Regions from separate parts of the Homo sapiens genome. Here region 2 is linked to region 1. Evidence: read pairs that join two places in POLR2A ChIA-PET (ENCODE). Cell type or tissue: K562. All regions are shown on one strand. Each heading gives the region's core, and the rest is flanking DNA. Links, peaks and the distances in the headings are about the cores only.

What was found. ChIA-PET counts read pairs that join two places held together with the same protein. Peaks named below come from ENCODE experiments on the same cell type or tissue, not always from the same donor. Only the 100,000 strongest peaks of a DNase experiment are listed, where the experiment ranks them.
Region 2: POLR2A ChIA-PET joins it to region 1 with 5 read pairs; 2 of 35 experiments call an interaction of 5 or more read pairs at or near these places.

The regions. Positions count from the first base shown.
Region 1 is chr11:70,408,451-70,420,166 of GRCh38, reverse strand. CTTN (cortactin) reads right to left here. Exons shown (of 18, transcript NM_005231.4): 5 at 10,207-10,336; 6 at 5,515-5,625; 7 at 4,450-4,504; 8 at 3,044-3,154; 9 at 311-421. Among named protein-coding and RNA genes, the nearest start is that of CTTN, 16 kb to the right of the region's middle. RefSeq lists an enhancer at 1-622 and a silencer at 4,741-4,942. In K562, for the core only: no CTCF peak of the experiment used is centred there; no DNase peak of the experiment used is centred there.
Region 2 is chr11:70,172,985-70,184,700 of GRCh38, reverse strand. It overlaps ANO1 (anoctamin 1), which reads right to left. Exons shown (of 26, transcript NM_018043.7): 23 at 4,645-4,697; 24 at 2,015-2,199. LOC101928473 (a long non-coding RNA gene) reads left to right here and starts at 9,465. Exons shown (of 4, transcript XR_950276.3): 1 at 9,465-9,579; 2 at 9,798-9,886; 3 at 11,555-11,716. RefSeq lists an enhancer at 9,543-10,248. In K562, for the core only: a CTCF peak has its summit at 7,209 (motif pointing left); a DNase peak (open chromatin) is centred at 7,180; H3K27me3 peaks cover 4,562 bases.

The sequences.
Region 1 (11,716 bases), core at 2,170-10,169:
AAGCTCCCACGCATGCGGCTTCCACCCGCACCATGAGACAGCACAGGCTCACACGGGCAACACAGACGTGCGGGGTGTGGCCACCACGATAAGCAACGCCGCTGGGGCTGGAGCGCCATAACACTCAAGCTGCGAGTTCCTATTTAGCAGCTGTGTTTCTGGATGTGCCGTTTTCAAGTTGGGCATTTCATGAAAAAGAGACATCTACGTTAAGGGCTATCAATAACGCTTTGTTTTTCCTTTTCCGGTGTGGCTACCACCTGTCACATTACTAGCTGCTGGCTGGAGGGTAAGATAAAACGGAAGACACCTTTCTGGGACTCGTGCTTCTCCGTTTTGCCTTGATACTCAAAGCCAACGGCGCTCTTATCCACTTTGTCCTTGTCGATACCGTATTTGCCGCCGAAACCTTTGGAGTAATCTAAAAACAAACAAAAAAGGACTACTTTAAAAGGAGCAACGAAATCAGTGAACATGCAAGTATTTTATCCTTTGATTAAAAAAACAAAAATCTTTCAGGTCCACTGTAGGACCACTGAATAATACAGACAGTATTTAAAGGTGCTATTTATGTGTAATAACAGAAACACAAACAGTGGTAACCAGAGGTGGGGGTGTGTGCCTGCAGCCCAGCTACTCAGGAGGCTGAGAAGGGAGGATCACTTGAGCCCAGGAGGCGGAGTCCAGCCTGAGCAACATAGCAAGACCCCATCTCTAAGTTAAATCATTAGCTAATATTTTAAAAATTCAAAAAACAGGCTGGGGGAGGGGGCTCACGCCTGTAATCACAGCACTTTGGGAGGTCGAGGTGGGTGGATCACCTGAGGTCAGGGGTTTAAGTCCAGCCTGACCAACATTATGAAACCCCATCTCTACTAAAAATACAAAATTAGCTGGGCGTGGTGGCCCACACCTGTAATCCCAGCTACTCGGGAGGCTGAGGCAGAAGAATCACTGGAACCCAGGAGGTGAAGGTTGCAGTGAGCCGAGATTGCGCCACTGCACTCCAGCCTGAGCAACAAGAGTGAAACTCCATCTCAAAAAAAAAAAAAGAATTAAGAAAAAAAGTTTTTTTTTTTAAAGTACAGCAGAGGCTGGACACAGTGGCTCACACCTGTAATCCCAGCACTTTGGGAGGCCAAGGTGGGCGGATCATGAGGTCAAGAGATCAAGACCATCCTGGGCAACATGGTGAAACCCCGCCTCTACTAAAAATACAAAAATTAGCTGGGCTTGGTGGTGCATGCCTGTAATCCCGGCTACTCAGGAGACTGAGGCAGGAGAATTGTTTGAACCCGGAAGGAGGAGGTTGCACTGAGCTGAGATCGCACCACTGCACTCCAGCCTGGCGAGAGAGAGAGACTCCGTCTCAAAAAAAAAAAAAAAAGAAATAAAGTACAGCAGATGAATTCCTGTAACATCATCCATTGCATCCAGAAGCTAGCAGGAGATGAGAGTTTATGATAAGGCTCTAAGCTCAGGAGGCAGCAGAAGGGCAAGGCTTTCAAAGGCCACTCTTCACAAACTGAAGCACGCAGGGGGATGCCAGGAAATAGGACACACACAGCATCCTCCAGAAACTTCAGTTCTACTCAGAATGAAGCCATTTAGCATGTCACTGTGACACCAAAACATGACTCTCTCATGGACCCACTAACAGCACAAGGCAGAGGATCAAGGCCTGGGAGAGAAGGCCTGAAGCATCCAAGGAGCCTTGCGTCTGCCCAGGTGCTCGGCCTGTGCTCCCTGGCTCCCTGGAGTCACACACTCATGCAGCTTCGCGGAGCATGCGCTGCTCACAACTGTGTGGTGTCGGGAAGAGGAGGAATGGACTGTTCCCAGGAAAGAGGCAGAGAGCAGAGGCAAGCAGCTCTGTGCGGCAGGCAAGGCCTGACCGGCAGGAAGGCAAGGCCAGGCCAGGCCGCGACAAACTACAAGCCAAGCTGCCCTCCAGGCCACCGGCACTTTCCTCAGGGAAATGCCAAGCCAGCATGGTCGGATCTTCCAGTGGTGTTTCTTGCTTTGGGGTAATTTTTTTTTTTTTTGAGTTTTTAAATAGTCAAGCTCTCACTTTTCAAATGTTGGCAAATATTTTTAAAAATTTAAATGTGCAGGCCAAACAAGAGGCACAGGGAAACAGGCAGGCCACAGCCTCTGCAGCCCTGGGAAACGCTCTGAGTGATGGTGTACAGGCTATGCAGTGGGGAAGGAAGAACTCAGCACAGCCTCCAAGGACAACTTGGCAGTATCTATGGAAATTTTACATTCAATAGCCTTCGACCCAGCAATTCCATGTCTAGGAGTTGATTCTTTTGAATAATCACTTGTGAACAAAACACAGGTACAAGAATGTTCCCTGCAGTCAAGTTTCAGCTGGGCGCAGTGGCTCACACCTGTAATCCCAGCACTTTGGGAGGCCAAGGCAGGGCGATCACCTGAGGTCAGGAATTCAAGACCAGCCTGGGCAACATGGCAGAACTCCGTCTCTACTAAAAATACAAAAATTAGCTGGGCGTGGTGGCGTGTGCTTGTAATCCCGGCTAGCCGGGAGGCTGAAGCACGAGAATTGCTTGAACCAGGGAGGTGGAGGTTGCAGTGAGCAGAGATCACGCCACTACACTCCAGCCTGGGCAACGGAGCGAGACTCCGTCTAAAAGAAAAAAAAAAAAAATTTACAGGTCACACCTGTAATCCCAGCACTTAAGGAAACCAAGGTGGGGGAGGATTGCTTGAGACCACGGAGATCAAGACCAGTCCGGGCAACACGGCAAGACCTCATCTCTACCAAAAATAAATAAATAAATAAATAAATAACCTAAATTCCACATTCAAAAAAGGAATGGTTACATGGACTATGGAATCCTCATACGATGGGGAACTGTGCAGCCATTCGAATTAGGAAAAGCCCACATACACTGGTACGAAAAGAACACCAAACATTTTCAGTTAAAAAATCTACAACAATCACGTGTGCAGAGAGAAAATGCCCTCGTGGGTGTTTCTGGAGCAAACGCGTGATTACAGACCGTGGGGTCCGCCCCACCTCTCTGTGACTCGTGCTTCTCCGTCTTGCCCTGGTAGTCGAAGCCCACCGCGCTCTTGTCTACTCGGTCGGCCTGCACGCCATACTTGCCGCCAAAACCACTGGAGTAGTCTGGAGAGACAGGGCAGCAATTAGCACGGGGGCCTGAGGACGAACTACACTGTTCCTTTTGTTAAACTAAGCAAAAGTGTGTAGGGGTTACAACTCACAAACACATCAAGCGCACATTTTAAAATGTACAACAAGCCACCCACTGCTCCATACAGGTGACGCTGGACCCTGTTTCACAACAGGTGCATGGGGGGGTTCTGGGCCCTGTCAGCTGTTACAGGGCAGTTCCTTTGTGTAGTCAGAAATGACGCTGCATGCCCACTTTGAAAATCAACTGCTCAGGTAAAAGCTGGAAAGCTTCATACAAAGAACCAGCACTTTGGAGGCTGAGGTGGGCGGATCACTTGAGGCCAGGAGTTTGAGACCAGCCTGGCCAACGTGGCAAAACCCCATCTTTACTAAAAAATAGAAAAACTAGCCAGGGGTAGTGGCACACACCTGTAATCCCAGCTACTTGGGAGGCTGAGGCAGGAGAATCGTTTGAACCCAGGAGGCGCAGGTTGCAGTGAGCCGAGATCGTGCCACTGCACTCCAGCCTGGGCAACAGAGCGAGACTCTGTCTCAAAACAAACAAACAAACAAAACAAAATGAAAAAAATGGAAAGAGAAAGCCTCATATGAAGAAAGCCATGCAGCTGAACATGGGAGACAAGACCCTGATCCTCCGCCTGCCCACACCACAGCTACCTCCACCTAGACTGCACCGAGACTGCGTAAGGACTGAGAGCTTGTTCCGCGGATGATGCAATGACACAAAGGAGGAAGAACTAAATAAGCTTGCAAAAAATAAACTGAGAACTTTAAGGTGGCGATATGCTTTGGTCTTTCAAAAAAGAGACTGCATGATGTAATCAAGATTAATCACCAGCAGTTAAGACCGTATGTGTATAAGGAAAACAAGAATTTAACAACTCTGGTTTCTAGCCTTGGGGGGAAGTTAGCTTTCTGCCGATCAATCTGTGAGCTCTCTTTTCCAGGAGGAGCGCTGCCCAGATGAAGGGAAGGCGGCTTCCGCTACAAGGGGGAGAAGCCCCACAATGACAGCAGATGCCAGGGCTCCGAGGGGGATGTGTAACGGGGAATACATCCATCATGTGGTATCCAGATGATCCAGAAACATGAAGAGGAGGGCAGAGTCCTCCTTGTGGCAACAGCCACCGCTCAGGAAACGGCTTCAGGTGGCTGTGACTCTCCCCATCAGGGCCCCCGGAGCGCGGGGAAACGGCTTCAGGTGGCTGTGACTCTCCCCATCGGGGCCCCCGGAGCGGGCTCTTTCTGCACCTTTCGCGTCTTACCTTTCTGGGAGGCATGCTTCTCAGTCTTCCCCTGGTATTCAAAGCCTACAGCAGACTGTGACGACCAAAAACACATGAAAAAGTGGGGAGAAATACTTTCCAATGTCCCTGAAACAATCTCTCTGAATTCATGACATGACATTTAAAAAAATATGAAACACATGATGCTGTGACCTCTGGGTTCCTAAGCCAGGTGCAGGTGGCAGTGACGCAAGAGCTCTGGCATCCTAAACGGACAGGCCCACTGCAAGGCCCAGTGGGCGGCGCAGGCCAAGCCATATCCCTGGTGACCTGCCCTCCCCAGCATGCGGCAGCAGGGAATGCTCAGCTGATTCATTCCACGGGCTTCACAAAAACTCGCTTCTCAAATAAGTCATGCTGAGAACATTAGTATTAGTAATGAGAATAGCAGTGGCCACCAGGGGTGCACTCCCACCAGCCAGGCACTGCGATGGGCATCTGAGCAAACACCCGTGAGATAGGTATGATCATCCTCCTTTCACAGACACATAAATTCAGAACCGTGGCTAATATGTCACAAAGCCACAATCTGCGACCAGCATCAGCTCCCTGCTCCCTCCAGGCTCCTGATCGCTCCTCTATTAAACAAAAGAGCCAACAGACCCGAGCCGAAGAGAATCAAAGAGGCTCGGGCCTAGGATGACTGCAACAACACCTGGACGCAAAGCCTGGGTCCTGGACACGAGCGCATCCTGCCCCCCCGGTATAGGCTCTGATGTCACTCTGTCACAGTAACACACATGTGAGAAACACGGGTGGAAACGGTCCCTGCTGGCACATTGGGACAGACACAGGGCCATCCAGTACTGAGGCACGTAGTGAAGAGCGACCGCAGGGACTGCTACAGCAAGCCCGCCGCATCCTGCTTCCTCTCTCTGAGAGCCCAGGCTCTCAGAGCATCCTGGGAGGCAGATGCCCCTCTCTGCAGTCCCCCAGAGCTGGAGGGCACCTGCCTGCTACTACAAGTGGCCCAACAGGGCTCAGATCTACGGGGAACGCCCCCCTTGCCCCAACCTGCCCCAGTCCCAGTGCCACATCACTCACCTGATCAACTCTGTCCATCTGGACACCAAACTTGCCTCCGAAGCCACGGACCGAGTCCACCTGCGAGCAGTGCTTGGAAAGTTTCGACTGATATTCGTGGCCGACAGCTGACTGGAACAGGGTTCAAACACAAAGCATTAGACACCAACAACACTGCGGCGCTTCACTTCCTCCCAGAGCAGGGCTGGGGGAGGCCACATCCTGGTCAGTGCAGGGAAACCTTACATTAACACACCCATCTGGGGAGCCAAGGAAGGCGACACGACTCCTGGGAGGCCCGGGTCCTTGGTGCAGGCTTTTTTTTTTTTGAGACAGAGTCTTGCTCTGTTGCCCAGGCTGGAGTGCAGTGGCGGGGTCTCGGCTCACTGCAAGCTCCGCCTCCCAGGTTCACGCCATTCTCCTGCCTCAGCCTCCCGAGTAGCTGGGACTATAGGCACCCGCCACCATGCCTGGCTAATTTTTTGTATTTTTAGTAGAGACGGGGTTTCACCGTGTTAGCCAGGATGGTCTCCATCTCCTGACCTTGTGATCCACCCGCCTCGGCCTCCCAAAGTGCTGGGATTACAGGCGTGAGACACCGCGCCCAGCCCTTGGTGCAGGCTTTCACGGCCCACCCCAGCCCTTGGGCTCCTGGAAGCTGCACACGAACCCTGGACACAGGTCGGGGCCACCAGTGGGGATTTCTGACACGACCGGGCATGAAGAAGGTACACAGAGCTGGCAGCCTGTGGCAGGATCCGTGAGACCCGCTGGTGTGGAGACTGCTGGCATCTACTGAAGTGGGACCTCTGTGAATCACATGACCAAAGAATCGGCACAAAAAATAGTCTGCCAGCAAACTATTTTGTTCTAATAGACTATAAACAAAAATAGTCTGCAAGACACAGGCTCACACTGGATTTCCGCTGAGCAGCACCCTGTTCAGGCAGGAGCCAGCTGCCGGCTCCCATGCCAGCTCATTTCAGCATCATTAATGTCGTCAGCCCCCATCAGCGCACACAGGTTTGGGGACCTTCTGTTCGCCAAAGCCAGCAGGTAAAGCCCAAGGTTCCCCTGGGCTTTCCAGACCCGGCACCCAGCTCTTCTGTAAATAACGCCTCTGGGACACAGCCACAGCCATTCACAGGTGTGCTGTCCACAGCTGCTTGTGTGATTCAGCAACTCCGTTCGGCAGTTCTATTGAGAGACCCTCTGGTCCACAAAGTGGAAAAGATCTCCTACCTCAAAGCACTGGCCCTGCTCCAGTCCTGACACCGAGGCCCCAGGGTTCTGAGGCTCCCTCCTCACAGCAGAGCCGGGTCAAGGACTCCTTCACAGACAGTGCGGGCACATGGCCCAGCAGAGGGCGTGGAGAAAGTCCACGGCACATCGGGACCCCTCTTCTCACTCCCTCTAGCATGTGGAGCCACTCATGCTAACCTGCTAACCCAAGCAGCATCCCACACCGGTGCTGACGCAGCAGGCAACTCAGAGAGTGTCCACTATTTCCCCTATTGAAAAAGCAGGTCTTGCCCTAAGCCTTGGGCCTGTGCTGCGCCCTCTTCTTCCCACGTTTGTTTTGAGGTTGGCAGCTGACTCTCTTTCCACATGAGCCATCACCTCCAAACCCTCTGTGGCAGAGACTGCCCATCCGTGTCCTCCGGGGTCTCACCCAGAAAACAGAGATGAAGGAGTGGCAGAGGCAGACGTGCCAAAGGGATTCCCCAGCATGAGTTTTCATCAGAAGGAAGTTACAGGAAAACTGATCTAAAGACATGCCCAGAATGACAACTAGGCAAAGTTTCCAGCTTTTTGATTGAAAGGGATTCATCTCCAAAATTGCCTTCGATTTCACATTGACAAAATCTGTTATTAAACAATCACGCTGGGGAGATTGTATCTTGAAGCCTGAATATGTAGACTCAGGGCTACGGGATGCAAGGAGACAAGGGATCAAGAAGGAAGCCTGCCCCGCGTGATGGATGCAGCCACCGCTGGCCGCAAGGGAAAGGTGCAGTGTGCTCAGGCCCCAGCATAAACAGAATCCTGACAGCCCGTCCAGGCTCCTCTCGCGTGTGCTTGTCCTCAATGTCTTCTTTTGTTCTGGAAGTCTCTAGCACATATTCCTCAAGTCTTAACGCAGAGATTTCAATTTTTTATTTTTTTTTTAGTTTCTGGAGTGGGCAAGTTACAAATAACTTAAGCCGTTTCCCCTTCGGTTTGGAATCTGAGTTTAATCTATTTATTTCCTGAGACAGCGTCTCTCTCTGTCGCCCAGGCTGGACTGTAATGGTGCGATCACAGGACACTGCAGTCTCCACCTCCCAGGTTCAGGTGATCCTCCCAGCTTAGCCTCCCAAGCAGCTGGGACTACAGGTGTGCACCACCATGCCCAGTTAATTATGTTTTTGTAGAGATAGGGTCTTGCTATGTTGCCCAGGCTGGTCTCAAACTCCTGGGCTGATAAGATCATCCTGCCTCGGCCTTCCAAAATGCTGGGATTACAGGTGCCAGTCCCGTACCTGGCCCTGAGTTATTTTTGACAACGTATCTGTCCCATGGTGCTGACCTGAGCTGAGCGCTAACCTGGCCCCGATGCCAGCTGGGACTGAGCAGCAGCAGCATCCCTTGCTGGACTCGCCCTGCTAGGACAGCTCTCCAACTTGCCGGCTGAGAGGTGAGAGCAAGGCTCCATAAGCCTCCTTGGTTCCATGAGAGCACTGGCCTAAGGGGGGGGCACGTGGCACTGAGCCAGGCACAAGGTGAGGATGACAAGTCCCGACCCTTGAAAAGCCCAGCCCGGAGGGGAGTCTCCCTGGGAAGGACAGCAGGATGAGGCAAGGACAGCTCATGAGGGAAGCAGAGGCTGCTGTGGAGACCGCACAGGAGAGAGGGAAGTGAGGGCTCTTCCAGGGAGCTCCTGGCACTCGGGAAGGCCTGAGCTGCAGGTTCTAGGGTGAGCGAGATTCGCGCTGAAAAAAGGTGCAGGCCGAGCAGCAGCAGAGAAGCCACAGCAGCTTCCCTACCAGGCTCTCCTGACACGTTGCCTTTCTTTTCCCCAATATGTAATTTTCCCAACCCACAGCAGGGAGCCCCATTTTTAGAATAAATGTCTCTCTGCGCTAACTCCCCACAAGCCCCCTAAGCACAGGGCTCGCCTCAGTCTGCAGTGGGAAAGGCTCCTATCTACTTGCTTCGTTCACTGCACTGAACACATGGATTCCGTCTGTCCGTGTGCACACGCTTCGCTCGCTGCACTGAACACGGATTCCGTCTGTCCGTGTGCACACGCTTCGCTCGCTGCACTGAACACATGGATTCCGTCTGTCCGTGTGCACACGCTTCGCTCGCTGCACTGAACACATGGATTCCGTCTGTCCGTGTGCACACGCTTCGCTCGCTGCACTGAACACATGGATTCCGTCTGTCCGTGTGCACACGCTTCGCTCGCTGCACTGAACACATGGATTCCGTCTGTCCGTGTGCACTTGCTTCGCTCGCTGCACTGAACTCAGGGGTCCGTCTGCCTGTTTACACTCCTAAAAGCTACCAGACTTTTTTTAGACTCCAAAGATGATGATTCTGCACACATTGCTCTTCTCGGTGTCAGGGCATCTCTGTGGTAGTGACGCAGCAACATCCATGTCTCTTTCCTGCAGAAGGTCCCTCACCCCACTCCTCCCCCAGGCTATTTATGGTCGTGGTTTGGGGTGCCCTGCCGGCCCACCACATCATCTACTCTGCGGGGGACAGAGCAAGGTGCAGCTCACTGTGACACGGCAACATCATCCCGTGCCCAGCTCAAATGTTCATCTGGCTGGTGCATGAGGTGGGAGAGGGGTATGGAATTACCGGCTGGAATCCGACACTGGCTAACACACTTCTTTCCACAGAGTAAAGGCAAGCATCTGTCAGGTCAGAACAAGCTTATGTTGCTCAGACTCAAAAGTTCACCTCCAGGATGTCTGTTTTACTGAAGAAACATGCAAACACACTGCGATCTCTTCCATCTTCTCTCCAGGAAGGAAAAGGTAGCCCTCCTGAGCTAACGTGGCTCCCTTTCTTAAGGTAGAGAGGACCTAAAGCACGGGTGCAGCCGGATGCATTTGGCCAACGTCCTCAATCAACGTCTGCGTGGCAGTCTGCATCCCATCAATGACAGCTGCTGGGAGGCTTGCCCAGACCTCTCGAATAGAGTGAGCACTGTCCCCAGCCTGGTACGCGCCGAATTTACACGAGGGAGACTGCTCTGATGGTCACTGAACGCATGAAGGATGTTAGCCAGGCCTTTGGCTGGATTCCGTGTGTGCTGTGAACCATGGGGACCTACAGATTTGACTTTGGTCTTCGGACTGGCATGACTTAGGCTACAGACTGGAACCACAGGCATTGACAGTGATGACACCTAGAGCCAGGATGCTTCTGGACTTCTGTCCTATCACAAGGCTGCCTCTGAGGGCCAATCTCCCTCTCTGGGCCTCCCCACTAACACCCGTGCTCCAGCACCTCTGAGGATTCCTAAAGAGCTTTGAAGAAAGCTAGAGTACTTCATGAGTAAGTCCAATCAACAGGGGTCTACTCCGGGCAAATCGCAACCTCAGCAGATGGACTCAAAACTGCTGATCTAAGGAAAGACTGAGGGACGACTCTGCCACCCAGTCTAGTGGTCCAAGCACACCAGGAGCCTGGCATAGGCAGCCGCGGGCCACTTACCTTATCCATTCGGTCTTGTTCCACACCAAATTTCCCTCCATAGCCATGGGAAGCTTTTGGTCCTGTTTCAAGTTCCTTCTCCTTAAGGGTCTGATGCTCTTGAAAGACATTCTCCCTCAGCTTGTGTATGCTTGATGGAAGAGATGAAAATAGGAACAGATCAATAAAACAGACGTGCAGCTTTGCCTCCTGGTATGATAAATAAGAACAGGTGACATTATCTTTGTAAATTTGTAAATCTGCTTATCTGATGTTCACCGATTCTCTCCCTGCACTGTGCCTTCCTGACTATTCTGCCGGCTGGTACACCCACTTCGGCAGTCTGCAGTATCAGACGCATGCTCTGTGGGAGACAGAACACGAATCTGAAGGCAGACACTGGGATCATCCCAAATCCCCGCTAAAGATGGCTCTACTGAAGCCTGACCTTTATTTCACACGCAGAAAATAGGAAAGCTAGTCTGTAATCATCCAGAGGTAGAGGGGGAAACACGAGGCTATGGTCCCTTCCTCGGCCACTGGCAGAAGTCCAGTGGTGCTGAACATTCAGATGATTCGTCTGTACTTGAAGTACTCCAGCTTTTTTATACATTCAAAGATGAGAGGAAAGCGTTTCAGAATTTAACATCTAAATGCCATTAAAAAATTTTAATACAGCAGATAATGAAACAGATGACAAGGTTTGCTCAAATCTGGTAGGCCAGACACAGCTGTCATTGAGAGACCCCAGAGTGATAAGAAGGCCACTTTGGCATTCGGACTTTCTGCCCAGGAGACACCAGGACGCCACCTTTGACATCTGGACGACAATCCTAGAATTGAAGATGAAATACAAACCAGGCTTGGAAACCGCCCAATACCCTTATGAGCAGGAGAAAGAAAGACACCACTCCTAAAACCTGGGAAGGCCCCAGAGCATGAAGAATGGGCTTATTCCCCATGTGTTCCTCTCTGAATCCTAACCAGCCCAAGGGTTTTGTACTGGAGAGTTGTTTTTTCTCCAAGCCACCCTCCGAGACATGTTTTGAAGCCACAGGGAACAGAAGAGATGAGAAGAGGTATGATGACTCAACGAATTCAGGAGTCTGCTTAACGCCATAGCAAATACCCAAGGCTACAGTGGACTCCCAAGTCAGCCCCATTCCAGTCTCTTGTCCTGGGCAGCCGCACGGCCACCGGAGTTCCGAAGCTGCTTCTGTGGAAGGGAGTGTGCTGAGCAAGCCAGAGAGGGACTAAAACTTGTGTATAAAAAGCCACTGGGGGCCAGGTGCGGCGGCACACACCTGTGATCCCAGCACTTTGGGAGGCTGAGGCAGGAGAATCACCTGAGCCCAGGAGTTCAAGACCAGCCTGAGCAACAAAAGCAAGACCTCATCTTTACAAGAAATAAAAGCACTTAGCTAGCCATTGTGGTGTGCGCCCATGGTTCCAGCTACTCAGGAAGCTGAGGTGAGAGGATCGCTTGAACCCAGGAAGTCAAAGCTGCAGTGAGCTATGATTGCACCACTGC
Region 2 (11,716 bases), core at 2,457-10,456, 240 kb after region 1:
GTAACTTAAGCAGTTTATCAAACATTTGCGAAAGAACGAAGCTAAGCATTCCGCTGGTGCAGGCAGAGGCGTGTCAGGCAGCCGGCCTGGCCCGCCCTGCCCTACCCGGGTCTGGGGCTGCTTTTCCTCCTCCAGGGTTGCTGCTTGGTCCTCACCTCCTTATCTTGAAGGAACTGCCCCTGGTTCTCATTACCAGCTTTAGATGTAGCTGACTGATCTCCTGCTTGGAGAGTCAAGCTCACTCACACCCCTCTCCCCAAGGTCCTGCCACTGACCTTGGCTCTTCGTGGATATGATTGGAGCCTCAGGAAGGAGGCTTGCCCCATTCATGACCACTGCCCGTGCTCCAGTTCTCCCCAGCCCCTTCCTCTTTTCACAGAGACCCAGAGATGCCCAGGGTCTGTGGGGGCAGGGTGAGGTCTCTGCCTAGGGCCTCCCTCCCTCCACAGCTCCCTGAATCTGGGGGATGCCACACATCAGCTGGAACATAGCTTGAATGGAGCTGACGTCCCCACCCTGCATTGGAAAAGCTTCCCAAAGCTGGACAGAAAATGCCCCCATGAGGGGCAGGATTTCCAGGGGCTCAGGGGCCGTTTGTGCCCCTGTTGGTCACTAAAACCTGAGGTCAGTCGGGGAGGCTAGGAGAAGGGCCACCTGGATTTGCAGGCACAGCCCTGGCCTGGACCCACATCCCTGGTGCTCGCCCACTCCGACTACCACCTTGCTGTGTGTCCCCTGGGCAATCACTTGACCTCTCTGGGCCTCAGTCTGGGCATTCCCTCACTTACTTATGTCACAAGCATTTATTGACCAACTACTATGTGCCAGACCCCACCCCAGGGATGGAGAATTCCGGGGTGGGGGGCGGTGCACAACAGATAGGGCCCTTGCCTACGGAGCTTGATTTCTGGAGGGAGCTGGATGGGAGTCTCCGAGGGCCTATTCAGCACTGAGCTGCCAACTCCTGAGATAGGATCAGGCTGGGCCACGGCTCTGGTGCCAGCTGCTGGGCCAGGCAGAAGTTGCACAACCTGCTTTCCCATGGGAACAAGCAGCCCTGTCCTCCCAGTGTCAGAAGCCACACGCACCAGCTCGTTCCTCTTTATTCTGTGCTCAAGGCTTTGCCTGCTAGCATCTGTCTCCTCTTCTTCAAGTCATAGCACCCCAGTTTTCCCTAGGACCCCCCCATTCTCTGTGACCTCACACCCTGGCACATGACCCAGGCCAAGCCAAGGAGAGCCCCCCTCCTCATGGCAATAGTGGTTGGTTCAAGAATGGACATCTGACCCAAGATGGGGCAGTAAGACTCAGTCCCTGGATTTTCACTGACTATTGGGAAACAGAAGGTCTTCCCACAGGGGCTGCAGAGCAGAAAGGATTGAAGCCAGGAGCTGCTAGGGATCCTTTTCATCAGCAAGAGAACAATGCAACACAGAGGAAATCAAAGTGGAGAGGCAGTGCCAGAGTGGAGCCTGATGGCAAACTGTAGCTCCTGGATCCAGCCATGCCTGAAGCTATCCTGGGCTTCTTAGTTACAGGAACTGGTAAATCACCTCTAATTTCCTCCCCTTAGGCATTTGTTTATTTCTTTATAGATAGGGTCTCACTCTGTTGCCCAGGCTGGAGTGCAGTGGTGCGATCATAGCTCACTGCAGCCTCAAATTCCTAGGCTCAATTGATCCTCCCACCTCAGCCTCCCGAGTAGCTAGAACTACAGGTGAGTGCCACAACGCCCGGCTATTTAAAAAATTTTTTGTAGAGATGAGGTCTCACTATGTGGCTCAGGCTGGTCTCTAACTCCTGAGCTCAAGTGATCCTCCTGCCTGGCCCTCCCAAAGTGCTGGGATGACGGGTGTGAGCCACTGCACCAGCCTTTTTTTTTTTCCTTCTTCTTCTTTTTAAGCAAGTTTGCGTTGTTTCATGACTTGCTCCTGATTTGAGCCCCGTCCAAACCCAGGCTCTCCCAGAAACCCAATAAACGTGGCTTTTCAAAGAGGGGAGCAGAGAGCAGTACCTGCAGATCTGCACCTCGTAGCCCAGGTCCAGGGGGTCATTGGGGGCCGTGCCGTTCTGGAAGTCACTGACGTTGAAGGAGGAGAGGGTGTGGTTGACGAAGCCGTGCATGGTCCCGTTCTTACTGTACATGTAGAGGTACACCAGGCGCGGGATGAAGTCAGACGTGAAGGAGATCACGAAGGCCTGTGCAGGGGACATGGCAGTGAGGGGGACCCCCAGCCTGGGCGCAGAAGGGCCGGCCGCAACAGGGGGTGACCCATCCACAGTTACACTGGACCCTGGCCATATGCCACTGCCTCTGGCGGGGACCATAGCCGCACAGCCTCGGCATGCTGAGTGAATGGATGCAGGGTCGCGGGTGTTCCTCTCAGCCCCCTGGCAGCTGAAGGAGAGTGCCTGGTGGCCAGAACAGTGCACTTCTAGGAGAGAAGGCACCAGGCAGACGCTGGCAGCCTCTTGCTGGCTGTGTGGCCTTGGGCAAATCACCCAACCTCTCTGTGCCTCCATTTTCTTCTTGTCAAAACAGGGCTAACAACACCCACACCATGTATGCACTGTGCCTCTGGGCTTGTTGGAGAAGGGAATGAGGCAGGAAGGGAAAGTGCTTTGCAAGCTCTCAAGTCCTCACCCGGCTCATTCTATTATAGCACCGGCTCTGGCTGGTGCCCTTACAAGAGAGGAAACCAAGGCCCAACGGCTGCCTCTCACATGGCTGTGTGGCCTTGGGCAAATCACCTAACCTCTCTGTGCCTCTGGTGTCTTACCTGTAAGATGGGGCCATGGCAGTCCTCGCCTTCAAGGGCTGTCTGCAGACCAGTGGGCTAGTGTGTGGAAAGAGCTTAGAAGGTTCTAGAACATTCTAGGTGCCTCGTGAATGTTTCCTGCTACTACTTTTTTTTTTTTTTTCAGAGAGAGAGACATGGTCTCACTGTGTTTCATTATGTTGGCCAGGCTGGTCTTGAATTCCTCGCCTCAAGCGATCCTCCTGCCTTGGCCTCCCAAAGTGCTGGGATTACAGGTGTGAGCCACCGGGCCCAGCCTGCTGTTATTGTTGTTGCTGCTGTTGTCCTCAGGAGATGCCCACTGTGCTCCGCAGCTGCTCACAGCGCCGCTTGTTGCAGGCAGGACGTACCTCTGTTCCCAGCTCCACCCACTCCAGCACAGCATGGGCCCTGCCTCAGGGCCCTGCGCGCCTTTGTCTGGGCGGGATAAGGGGCCATCCCGGTGTGCACACTCTGCCTGCAGCCTTCCTGTAATCTGGTGGGAGCGCATGCCTGGCAGAAAGCGTTGCCCACCGGGAAAGGGCACTGTCAGAGGGCTCTGAGGGGCCCTTCTCCGGGGCTGAGTGTCACCCCCTGCCCTCTGTGGGGACTGAGTCCCAGGGCCTGCTGAGACCCTGACTTGGCATCACGGCCCTGCAGGGGCGTCGACCGTCAGCTTTGGGGAGCCACCCCGTGTCCCTCATGTGCATGGTGTCAACTTTTGGCGGGGAGGATTGGGCTCAGCCAGAGGGTGGAAGGGACGAGAGCCATGGGCCCCTGGCACAGCAGACTCCCCATGGCTGCCTCGGGTTTTCATGTCTAGGATGCAGCCTTGGGCTTGAAGTATGTACTGGGGACAGCTGGGCACAGCTAAACCCGGGGAGATCCAGGCCATGGGCAGAGTCAGACAGACCCCGATGGGGAAGGCTGAGGGCCGGGCCATCCTAGCCTGCAGGCCTGGGGATAGGAGAGGCTGGAAGGGGCTGCCATGCTGGGGAGGAGGCTGAGGGGCCTGGAGCCCTGATCCTTAGCAGAGCCGTGTGTAAGGCTGATGAGTGCTCCCTTCTCGCCCCATTTCAGCATCTCCCAAACCTTCTCTACAGAGCAGCCATACGTTTCAGATTAAGGAGAAAAATCAACTTTTTTCTTTAAATAAGAGAACAGAAAGATTGCCAATAAGGAATCTCTGTGTTTCTCTCCCTCTGTCTCTGTCTTCCCTCCTATCTCTGTCTCTGTCTTCCCTCCTATCTCTGTCTCTGTCTTCCCACCTATCTCTGTCTCTTGTTTATTCTCAGTGGACTTAGGGGCGAAGGTGGGCATGGTGGAGAATTTTGCTCAAAGCTTGCAGAAAGGCTGGGCGCAGTGGCTCGTGAATGTAATCCCAGCACTTTGGGAGGCCGAGGAGGGCGAATCACCTGAGGTCAGGAGTTTGAGACCAGCCTGGTCAACATGTCAAAACCCCGTCTCTACTAAAAATATAAAAGTTAGCCAGGTGTGGTGGTGGGTGCCTGTAATCCCGGCTACTTGGGAGACTGAGGCACGAGAATAGCTTGAACCTGGGAGGCGGAGGTTGTAGGGAGCTGAGATCGTGCCACTGTACTGCAGCCTGGACCACAGAGTGAAACTCAGATTCAAAAAAAAAAAACTTGCAGAAAAAGGTTGAAGAGAATTTGTTATGCCTCCCCAGAGTGCACCCTCCCCATGCCATGCGGTCAAGGGACATTTATAACTAGAGAATCCGGGCAGCCTGGGGCTGCACCATGGCTAGAGGCAGAAGACCCATGCCCAGCTCCTTCTCCACAGGGCCCCGGCCACCTGGCAGTTCAGCCGGGACTTCCATTCTGCCAAGGTCCCTGATGTCACTTACATTGATGATGACAGCAAGCTTCCCAATGCCTCTGAGGATATTGTACCAGATTCCTGGGGGAAGAAGAAGTCACAGTTTTAAAGAGCCCTACACTCTCAGTCATTCCAGCTACCAGGCAGCAGTCTGAGCGGGTACCACCCTTGCAGGGGCCAGGCTTTCTCACAGCAGTCAGAGGCTTATGGCAACCAAGAGTCATTTGTTCAGGTCCTGAGGAAGCCAGGCCAGTGCCAGGGCCTGGTGTGTACCAGCCCTTTCTGACAAGCTCACCAGCTTCTAAAAGAGGTGCTTAAAGACAGCTGCTCCCTCAGTGGTTCTGCACAATCTCCCCATGCACCTGTTTAAATGCTAGTTCGCTTAGATGAAACCTTTTTTAATTCCTAAACTGACCAAGATTCAATTGGGGTGCAGCTCCTAAAGCTCTGGCGGAGGATACCTGTATTTAGGGATAGGCCAGACATGGCTTTGCTGTTGAGGAACAGTGCCAGGGCCCCTGGCTGGAGGCACTGAGTCCACAGCAGTGAAGGTTGAACCGTTCCCTATCTAGACACACCCTTGTTCCCTTTACTCCAAGACCCAGGGGTGCACCAAATCACAGATGAACAAGAGGATCACAACACAGCGCCCAGGGCCATGCTGGTCTCTCCATTCGTCTTCCCAGTGGCCATGAGAACTAGCAGGGCCCAGGAAGGAGGCCCTCAATGGCCCAGGAAGCAGGGCCTCAGTGTTGCAATTCCTAGAAATGGTCCAGTGTCCCGGGCTGACCCCCGCCTCACCCTAACTGCACCCTATCATGCCCAGCAATGTTGTGTGCAGCGGTTCGGCTGGGAGCCCAATCCTGGGGCCTGCTCTCTGTGCCCTGAGCCAGCTCTGAGATGGGTGATAACCAGCACTCGTCAGAAACGGCCAGGATGGAGCAAGTGGACATCCTACCTGTGCAGGAGGCTACAGGGAGAGCTGTACATAGCGCTTCTGCCCTAGTAGCTGAGGGGAGCCTCCCAGTCCCCGTTTTTGGGGTGCATGCTGGTGGTCTGCAAAGGCAGCAAGAGCTCAGGCCCCTGTGTGGCCCCGAGCTAGAAACCACAGGCTCAGATGAAACCTCTGAGACCAAGATCTCTTGCTCCCTGGCCCCAGCCAGTGTCAATTCAATGATAGATCACAGTCACAATCATCATCAATCAGAAATGCCCACTGCGGGCTGGGTGTGGTGGCTCACGCCTATAATCCCAGCATTTTGGGAGGCTGAGGTGGGCAGATGACTTGAAGCCAGGAGTTCGAGAGCAGCCTCGCCAATATGGCAAAACCCCATCTCTACTAAAAATACAAAAATTAGCCAGGCGTCGTGGCACATGCCTGTAATCCCAGCTACTCAGAAGGCTGAGGCACGAGAATAGATTGAGCCAGGGAGGCGGAGGTTATGGGGAGCCGAGATCACGCCACTGCATTCCAGCATGGGCAACAGAGAAAGGTTCTGTCTCAAAAAAAAAAAAAAAGAGAAATACCCACTGCAACCCATTGCTGGTAGGCAATTTGAGAAGTGACAGTCACACTTCCCTGACCCCTGTCTCCAGTCCTCGGGCCATGGGGACTATCGCCTTATCCCAGATGAGGAGTTTATTGTAGCTCCGTTTGATCTTTTGCACGAGTGCAGTGGTCCTCAGTTTATTTTTCTGCTGGAGCAGGTGGTGGGGCAGTCACATGGGCTCTGCACACTAGCAGCCCTAAGGCCACCCCATGCTGAATAAAGCACCTGGGAATGCAGGTGAGGGTTGGATGGCACAGCCCTACAAAGTCAGCACTGAAGCACTCCCTTAGGAGTGGAAACACTTCCGACCCGGCTTCTCCTGGCTGGGTGTCAGGGCTGAGGGCCCTCCGTGGACTCCGAGCTCCTAAGGCAGGGTGCTAATTGCACATCCCTGTAGATTCTGGGTCTAGCTTGGTGTCTGGCACATAAGGTGGGTGCTGCTGGGTAAATGTTTGCTGAGTGACTGCACGAGTGCAGAAAGCCCTTTCCAACCAGATTCTGGTGCCGGAGCAGAGGCTGCAAAGCGGTGGCAGGCAGGCCCCATCCAGGCAGCATGGCCATCTTGTTGTGCTTGTCTACTGCTTAAAAATGCAGACGGATGCTTAAAAACCAGGAAAATGTATTTTAAAAAATCAAGACCGGGCGCATTGGCTCACGCCTGTAATCCTAGCACTTTGGGAGGCTGAGGTTGGTGGATCACCTGAGGTCGGGAGTTCGAGATCAGCCTGGCCAACATGGCGAAGCCCCGCTCTATTAAAAATACAAAAATTAGCCGAGTGTGGTGGCGGGCGCCTGTAATCCCAGCTACTCAGGAGGCTGAGGCAGGAGAATCGCTTGAACCCGGGGGGCGGAGGTTGCAGTGAGCCGAGATCGCGCCACTTCACTCCAGCCTGGGAGAATGAACGAGGCTCTGTCTCAAAAAAAAAAAAAAAAAAAAAAAGAAAAAAAAAAGAAAAGAAAAATCGAGACTCCTCGGCTCTGGTCCTGGCTGGCTGGTGCGTCTCCTTGGCAACAGCTGGCTGTGGTGCCCGGGGGCGCCCCCTGCAGGCTGGGCTGTGCACCGCAGCTCTGCTGTCTGTGCTGAGGCCTCCCGGCGACCTCCGACCTCCATTATGGCCGCCTTAGCATCTAAACCCAGACCCCCACTAGAGAGTTGAACGTTTCAAGAAATGTGGGAACAGGCACACTGCTCTGTGGCCATGAAGAACACTCCCAGGACTTAGTCTCACTTGCGCGTGTGGCCCACCTGGCCCTTGGGGCGCTGAGTTTGAGACCTCCGAAGTGGGGTGCTGAGGTGCGGTGGGCCTGGGGTGGAGGTTGAAGTCTTTGGGGCTCCCGAGGGACGTGGCTCCTGAGTTCAGGGCCGTCGAAGTGCAGGACTCAGGCAGGCAAGGGGGTCCGCCCAGGTGATCGCCCAACCGGCCCAGAGAGACAACAGGAAATGGGAGGGATGAGGCGGGGATGAGATGGAGCCGGGAGCGGGGTCTTCCTCGCTTCCGGGCCCCGATGGAGCCTGTCCTGACAGGTCTGCAGGATATCTACGTCCAGGCGGATGGCTCTCCGTGTGGCCCTGCACATCCGCGGGGTGTGTTAGAGAAATGCTGAACCGGCACCCCAGCCCCAGCCCACGGGATCCGCCTCTCCTGGGGTGGGGCTGGGAGCCCCGAGTTATTCTGACGCACATTCCAGGGTGACACTCACTGCTCTAAGGATCTCTGTAAACCAAAAATAAAATTCTAAGGGTCCCCCGAACCATTTGAATGGGGTTCATCGTCTCGGCCAGGGCACCCCCAAATTAACCTGAAAGACTGGTTCAGGCCATGACAGGAAGCAGGGGGCGGGAGGAGGGTCGGACAGGCCTCCTCATGCCCTCCTCCCTTTTGGAATTCAACAAAAGTCGACCAGCATGAACATCAACACAGACCTTGAGTCTGATAAACATTTACAGTCTATTCTCTCTGAAGCCTGTTACCGGGAGGCTTCATCTGCACAATAAAACCTTGGTTTCCAAAACCCCTTATCATAACCCAGACTTTCCTTTCTATTGATAATAACTCAACCAATTGACAATCAGAAATTTTAAAAATAGGCCGGGTGTGGTGGCTCATGCCTGTAATCCCAGCACTTTGGTAGGCAGAGGCGGGCAGATCACCTGAGGTCAGAAGTTGGAGACCAGCCTGGCCAACATGGTGAAACCTTGTATCTACTAAAAATACAAAATTAGCCAAATCTGGTGGCGCACACCTGCAATCCCAGCTACTCAGGATGCTGAGGCAGGAGAATCGCTTGAACCCAGGAGGTGGAGGTTGCATCATGCCATTGCACTTCAGCCTGGGTGTCAAGAGTGAAACTCTTGTCTCCAAAAAAAAAAAAAAAAAGTGTATATATATATATACCCATAATCTGGAAGTCGCCCTGTCCCGCCTTTCTGGACCAAACCAATGTATACCTTAGATGTATCTGATTGATGTTTCATGTCTCCCTAAAATGTATAAAACCAAGCTGTACCACGGCCACCTTGGGCCCATGTTCTCAGGACCTCCTGAGGGCTGTGTCATGGGCCATGGTCACTCATGGCTCAGAATAAATCTCTTCAAATATTTGACAGAGTTTGACTCTTTTCATTGACATCTCTAAGTAAAAGGGGATGCTGTGCTTTTAGAATATTCTTTGGGTGGGCTTCTTTTATGAAAGCCCTGTTGGGGAAAATTGCCTCATTTTTACTTCCCCAAGTAAATTCCTTGGTTTCTTTCCCAAGGAATTTTTCCCACTCTAGGGGATGCTAAGCGCCATTTTCTGGAACAGAACAGGGAGGTATTTGGATAAAGCCAGGTACTTGGCGAGGCCACCACTCCTGCCCACATGCAGTGCCCGGGAGCTGAATGGAGGCTGCACTTTCCCACCAGCAGGCTCTGAAGAACCAGGAAGAAAACAGGAAGTCGAAACCAGGGCTAGGGACCTGGAGCAGATTCCCACGCACGGCTGGGTCCCTGCTGTGACCCGCTGGACGACAGGGTGATCAAGGCACCTGCGCTTTGTGGCACAGCTTCCCCCAGCCACCCAGGGCCTCAGGGGCGCAGGTCACAGGGGCCACAGGGGCCCTCTCTGTCCTCTCAAGGAGCTCGCCTGGGGGCCCTGCACGGATCACAGAAGGAATACAAAAGCCTCTTCAAGGAAAGGTTACGGTTAAGGAACCCATAAACAAACTCGTGAAAGGAGGGCAGATTATGCCTTCAGCCAACCGGACAGGAACCAGGAAGTGAGTAGCTGATCCGTAAGAACTGAGCAAAAACCAGCCAGGTGCAAAGAGTCCAAAGAGGCACGCGGAAGGCCTGCTGCTGGTGGGGACGCCAATGCCTGCAGAGGGACTGCGGGAAGCCAGGGCCACTGAGCTGCTGCTCCCTTTCACCCTGGTGGGTTTGCAAGCTTCATTCAGCCACTGTCTGGGGACAGCCAGAGCTTCTCGAAGCAGAGGGTGCCAGAGCAAACACACGCGCACTGTGATGTGGCAGGTGGCGGGCGGGGGTGGGGTACTGTCGGCTGCCTGAGCATCAGGCCTTTGTGAGGACTCAGTGTGGGCTGCACTCTTCTTTTCTTTTCTTTTCTTTTCTTTTTTCTTTTCTTTTTTTAGCTGTACCTGCTGGAATGGGATGGCACTCTTTTCTTTACTGCCATGGGACAGGGAGCTCCAGAATTTCCGAGGACTGCAGGGAGAACCTGGTGAGCAGACCCAGGGTCCCCTTTTGGGGTCTTCGGTATACAGGGTGAGGTTTTCAGAGGCAAACCCTCTACGCATGCAGGAGGCCCAGGGCTTGAGCTCTCTGGTTCCTGCTCGGCACTGTTACCGCCTGGGCCTCGGCCTCCTATCTGGAAAGTGGGACTGAGGGAGGATTCACCCAGGCTTCCTCCCGGGGTTCCCTGGAGGACACAACAGGCTGAGGTTCTGAGGAAAGTTCATGTTGGAGGCAGCTCTGTGATGCCAATTTTCAAAGCAGCGCTATGCTGAGGCACAGCTTGGGGTGCAATCTCGCCTTGCTCTTGAGAGCGGGTGTGCAAAGACGGCCATGGTGGCCTGTTTTTCGACAGCCTCTTTCTCACTTGTCCCTAAAAGCTAAAAATGGCTTTTTAAATTTATTTTTTAGGTGGAGTCTCGCTGTGTTGCCCAGGCTGGAGTGCAGTGGTGCGATCTCGGCTCACTGCAACCTCCGCCTCCCGGGTTCATGCGATTCTCCTGCCTCAGCCTCCTGAGTAGCTGGGACTACAGGTGCATGCCAACATTAAAAATTAAAAATGGCTTGGCCAGGCACGGTGGCTCACGCCTGTAATCCCAGCACTTTGGGAGGCCGAGATGGGTGGATCATGAGGTCAGGAGATCGAGACCATCCTGGCTAACATGGTGAAACCCCGTCTCTACTAAAAAAATACAAAAAAATCAGCCAAGCGTGGTGGCGGGCACCTGTAGTCCCAGCTACTCAGGAGGCTGAGGCAGGAGAATGGCGTGAACCCGGGAGGCGGAGTTTGCAGTGAGCCGAGATTGTGCCACTGCACTCCAGCCTGGGCAACAGAGTGAGACCCCATCTCAAAAAAAAAAAAAATTAAAACTGCCACAACAAAAATTTGCATGCCCAGCTAATTTTTGTATTTTTAGTAGAGACGCAGTTTCACCATATTGGCCAGGCTGGTCTCAAACTCCTGACCTCAGGTGATCCACCTGCGTCGGCCTCCCAAAGTGCTGGGATTACAGGCGTGAGCCACTGCGCCCGGCCCTGGCCTTTTTCACTTTAAAGTGTGAAATGAAAAATGTATGAAAAGCGTAGCCTTTGGGTAAGAACCATTGCCTAAGACTTGAGGACATTGTCTCTGGGTCCAGGAAGCCTAAAACGTTCACTCTCTGGCTCTTAACAGAAAACAAGTGCAAACCTCTGACCTAGAGCACCAGCAAATCAGCACTCTACCCTTGCTCCACCTCTGGCCATGGAGGGCTGTGGTATGAGGGGCAAGGGGCTCACCCGTGGCCTCAGCAGACGCAAAACAGGGATGCTGGTGGTTAGCAGGGTCTTCGGAGGGTTGGTTAGCTCATGGCTTTTAAAGCCTTTGAAATTTTTAAACAAAATCTCACAGGGCAGTTTAGTATAGAGTGTCTGTGTTCTGAGTCTTCATTACCTGGGTCACCCAGAGAAGAGGTGATGTAGGGAAGCAAAAGTGTCCAAACACAGTGCCATGACCTCTTACCCAGGAGCCCTGGGATGTCCCTCCCTACAAAGCACCAATGTTTCCAGGCCCCTTTCAAAGCCAGGGCCTTACGCAGTGCAAATGTGAAGCTGCCGGGTGAATCACTGCTATCTGATGGTCTTTGACCTGTGAAAATGACGATTTCATCTCTTTTAGTCTACAAGACAGCCAAGCGTAAGAGAAGCCAGAGTTGAAGTTATCTTGGAACCAGACAGTGGAGGATTGGTGAATTTGGTCACCAGTGGATGCTGGGCTTGCCACTAGGGGCCAAGGTGTGGATCAAGGAGCTTCCAGCCAGAACCGCTAACAACTTAAGGA